2 separate regions of the Homo sapiens genome follow, and region 1 is linked to region 2. Evidence: chromatin loops called from intact Hi-C (ENCODE). Cell type or tissue: Caco-2. All regions are shown on one strand.

What was found. Peaks named below come from ENCODE experiments on the same cell type or tissue, not always from the same donor. Only the 100,000 strongest peaks of a DNase experiment are listed, where the experiment ranks them.
Region 1: it touches region 2 in a loop (28-fold over the local background); 2 of 110 quality-filtered maps call a loop at or near these places.

Annotation. Positions count from the first base shown.
Region 1 is chr3:164,450,536-164,453,035 of GRCh38, forward strand. LOC105374191 (a long non-coding RNA gene) reads left to right here and starts at 711. Exons shown (of 4, transcript XR_001740998.2): 1 at 711-1,000. In Caco-2, no CTCF peak of the experiment used is centred here; no DNase peak of the experiment used is centred here.
Region 2 is chr3:165,184,875-165,187,374 of GRCh38, forward strand. SLITRK3 (SLIT and NTRK like family member 3) reads right to left here. Exons shown (of 2, transcript NM_001318810.2): 2 at 1,846-2,500. Among named protein-coding and RNA genes, the nearest start is that of SLITRK3, 10 kb to the right of the region's middle. In Caco-2, a CTCF peak has its summit at 1,035 (motif pointing left); a DNase peak (open chromatin) is centred at 1,007.

The DNA of each region.
Region 1 (2,500 bases), 730 kb before region 2:
CTTCACATAAACCAATGAGTTGTAGATTTGTTCTCTTTGCCTAATCTCCTATCTCTTGGAGATTTTGTTCATTCTTTTTATTTTTTTTTCTTCAATCTTGTCTGACTGGGTTATTTTAGAGAGCCAGCCTTTGAGCTTTGTGATTCTTTCCTTGGCTTGGTCGGTTCTGCTGTTAATACTCACATTATGCAATTCTTGGAGTGTGTTTTTCAGCTCTATCAGGTCAGTTTGTTCTTTTTTAAAAAATGTTTATTTTATTTAACAGCTCCTGTTTCATTTTATTATAATTCTTAGCTTCCTTGGATTGGGTTTCGACATTCTCCTGAATCTTGATGATCTTTGTCATTTTGGCCATTTCAGCCTGCTAAAGAACCCCTGGTGGGAAATTAGTGTGTTCATTTGGAGGAAAGAAGCCACGATGCCTTTTTGAGTTGTAAGAGTTCTTGTGCTTTTTCTTTCTCATCAGTGTGGGCTGGTGTTCCTTTAACTAGGGTATAAATTGATTACAGTCAGTAGATTTCTTTTCTGTGTGTTTTCAGAGGGCCAAGGCTTTGTTCAGTCTTTATTTGCAGTGAAATTTTTGTCCTGGGTTTCACAGGGAGGTATATTAGCAGAGTATTTTGGTGTTGATGTTTTGGGCCGTGATCCAGTAGGTGGTGCTTAAGCATAATTTCCAGTAGGTAGGCTGTTGCTCAGTCATGTGGCTCTTCACAGTTGTTTCTGTGCTCCCTCTTAGTGCTCTGAAATCTTGGGCTCCTCTCCCTCTTGATTGCTGGCTGAAAATCTTGGCTTGGCACTCCCAAGCTGCACACCACAGCTCTGGGACAATCTCAAGCTTTATATCCCTTCCCATCTTGGAGGAATCAGAGGAAGGAAAGTTAGCAGTGGTTGTGACAGAGGGTTTTTCACTTGTCTCTTGGAGCTCCACCTCAGAAAGACGCAGAGCTGCTATCAATCAGTATGATTGGCCTAGGATGGGGCAGCTGTGCTGTGAGACCAAGTAAGTGGGGCCCTGCCTTGCAACAAATAGCAGGGGTGGGTGGGGCTTGGGGAGACAGACTGGCTTCTTTTCTTTAGGGTTACTACAGCTTGTTGGAGGTGTGGTTAAAGCACTCAGAGTCTTTGCTCCTTCCTCGGCCTGAGGGCAGAAACGGCAGTACCACTACAGGAACAGTGGCAGAGGGGCTTTCAGTTGCCTCTTGGAGCTGCACCTCAGAGAAACACAGAGCCACTGCTACTGGGAATGTTCAGCCAGGGGATGGGGCAGCTGCTCTGCTTGCCCGAACAGCAGCCTCTGTTTGTTAGAGAGTGGGGGATCAAAGGCACACAGGGATGAGATACTGGGCTCCTCTTTCTGTGGTAACTGTGGTATGCTGGAAGCTTGGGTGAAGCCCTTGGGCTCTTTGTTTCTTTCCCAGACTGAGGACAACAGGGGCAACGGGGAAAACCATGGCTGTGGCAGTGGCAGAGGGGCTGTTGGTTGCCTCTGGGAGTCCCTCCCTAGGGAAACACAGAGTCACTACCAGTGAGTATGCTCATCACTGGTGGGGTGGCTGCTCTGTGGTCCCAAGCCAGGGACCCTGCCTGTTGGACAGTCAAGGGTGGGGAACTCACTGGAAAGAGAGATTGGATTCCTCTCTGTATGATGGCTATGATGTGCTAGAGTGTGATGCTTTTGATCCTCCAGGAGACTGCTTAACTAAACATTTAATCTGGCTAAACTGGTAGTTCCAGCAGTGCATTATTTAGGTAAATGGCCAAGAGGAAAGGAGGAAGTTGGGTTTTTTTGCTAACTCCATTCTTTTTTCTCCATCTTGTGCTACTTGGTGATGAATCCTCAAGATGCTGATTTCTTATATAAGTTGTAATATTTGTCAAATGGGAAAAGCTAGAGAGTCAAGACCCTTAACTCTTTTTGAATAGGAACTTAACTTGAAATTTTTGAGCTACAAGTGATGCGTGGATGACAGTAATGTCTGGATGATGCACTCTGCTAGTTAGTGGTGACAGCACTGACATCTCTTTTCTGGGGAGGAAGAACCTCACAAGTGCTTTGATTATCTTTAATACTGGCTCAGTAGGTAGAGGAATCTCTTGCCTTTTTGCCTCTTCTGCCAATGTTAGATTACAAAAATGTAGTAGTATGTTTTGTTGGCAAAGTGAAAGCTGACTGTTTAAAGAAATGTTAATATTCATAATTGAAAACCTAACATCATTATGAAGTCATCAGTAAATTTTATTGCAAAAGCAATGACAGTGACCAATAACTATGGTGGTTGCTTTGGTATTCTGGGAGGAGGGCAACTGGGCTGCAATTCAGAAGTTAGAGTGCACTTAAGTTAGTCATGCTTAGAGATCTTGTGATGTGGAAAGAAAGCTCTAGAGAAAAGAGTCTGTCTAGCATGATTACTACCAGGTGAAGGCAACAAGAAAGCAGCCATTCTTTCATCTCCTCCAGCTGGGAACAGACTCCGATGTGGTAGAGGCTGTTAGCTATACC
Region 2 (2,500 bases):
TTTAAGACCAAACAGTCTTTCTGTATTTAATAAGTGAAATATAAACATTATAATTATCAAGTTATATTGTGATTTGATATTGTTTATGGGCACTCATTTTTCAAACGTTGAAAGCACCAGGGTCTTTTGAGATTGTACTTTAGCCTGATTTGTATAAAATGCTGTGTTATGAATATGTGCGTGGTCATTAAGGAAATGAGGACTACTATCTGAAGCATCTAGCTTTGCACTTTTAAGTTTTTACTATGCATATGCTTTCTATTATTCCCCAAACCATTTGATTAGGAGGAATGGAAGTATGATAAATTGCTAGTTCAGAGAGACTCTGTAATTTGGGTTTTAAAACACTTAAAGTGTAATATTGGTTTTATGTACCTTAAAAAAAAGAGACAGATGATTAGAAAGAATAAAGGAGGTGGGATAACCAGAAGAAAGGTGATTTGTGGGAAAGTAAAAAAAGAAAACAAGAAAGAAAAGAAGAAGATAAAACAAAAAAGAAGAATGACACTTATCTAATAATTGGCCTGACTCTTCTGCATAAGAGCTTCATTTCAATATTACACAGACAGATAAAGTGAATGATGTTCATGGGCTTTTTCCTTTTAAAATAATTCCAAATTATATTCAAATAATTGAGCATAAAAGTTATAGATACATGTCAAGAGCCCCAAAACTGCAATTTTATATGTATATACTTGTCTTTTTTATTTTTATGCATACCTATGCTGATATTTCTATATAATTAATTAAGAGGAATATAAATATATTCTTGTAGACATTCATGGGGCTTTTCATTTTGTTACTACAATGCCTTCGTGCTATTGTAGTCACACACCTTCAGAAGCTGCTAGACTCATTCTCTTTTTGTGGAAAAAATTGTGATGTAAGGCTTCAGTGACTTGTGATGAATTACATTCAACACCTAATGATAATTCCTGCTATGGGCACTTTGAGGAAACCCTAGCAGAGAGCACTGACCTCGCTGCACAGTTCTGCGGGTCCTGGGTCTGTGGATCTCTGGAACTCTGCTGCCCTCTAATGGCCTACTTAGATAAGTGCCTGCCTCATAGGTCTGTTTTCTTAAGTTTCCTCCACCAATTTGATACCGGCACCATAAAAATCCAATATTCTTTGGTTTCGCTCACATATAAATGGATCTAAACTTGGTTTGTTGTCAGGTTAATTTTTCAACATAATTTTAATGTCATATGACGAAAAACTCATTCAGCATCCTCTGACTTAGTTCAAGCGTTATTGGGGCCAGTTGCTGTAAGTGGTTGGAAAATGGTAACCAAATATAAGTGACAGCTTTCACAGGATTCTGGCCATCTAAATTGGCTCCACGGCCTTTGATATTTATTGGGTTGTGTGGGTGTGTGTGGAAGCGTGTGGGTGTGTGAGGGTGTGCATGTAATTGGACTACATATTTTAAAAACAATAGCAATTTTACTTTCCAATTTCTTTATCTCATTTATTATCTTAAGATGTATGGATCCTAGATTATCTTCTCCTAATTAATCCTGTACTTCTTAGCGATCTAGTTACTTTATTTTCTCCCCCTTGCATCTTGCCTGGGAAACAGTGCATCACTGGTTACTAAGACTGAAATTCATAATTCAAGGAAAAAAAAGTAAACCGTAAGTCACATTTTAAGTCTCAATTGTATCCTGGTTTGGACTAGAGATGGTGGGATATAAGATTTATCAACATCACAGTGCATCAAACCCGTTAATAAATTACTTTCTGTGTAACAAGTAAAAGAAATCATTTCTAAAATGGAAGCACGAAAGGCATGGCATAGCTGGAGTTTAAGGTTCAAGCTTTGTATCCTCTATATATAATGTATTATGTTTTTCAAAAACTTTTTATTAGGAAAGCTATACCAGAGGCATAATCACTATACAATGATTAAACATTACCTTTACAATTTATAATCACTGAAATTACAGAATAAATATATGCACATTTCTTTTGAATCTTTGTGTGTGAGAGAGAAAACATTAAAAGTGCTTCCTACAAAGCTGTTAGTGATATATACCCAGTTGCTTTTTTTAATATTATATATATATATAAGAAAGTGCAGATGTTCTCCAAAAAATCTTGGCATCAGGATGAAGTGTCACAAAGAGGGTGCTCATCCCTAGGCGTGTGTCTTCGGCTGTTAAACCACCAGGCCTCTACTTCAGTAGAATCCAGCCTAGAATGTGACTTTTCCCAGGGTGGTAGGAGAGATGCTGTGAGCTGTACACTAGCAGTGAAGGGTGGTAGAACTATGGAGAGGAGAAAAATGGATCAAACCCGAACTAAGCAGATTGAGTTGAATGGAAATGGTATGGAGTGTGTGTGTGTGTGTGTGTGTGTGTGTGTGTGTGTGTGTGTACCTGCACCAGCAGGAAGAAACTGCAGGTTTAGGGACCATGGTCTGCAGATGGATATGTGTATGAGAGACAAGATAGTGAGTGAGAACATTCGAGCAAGACCCGCCCCCTCCCTCCCCATC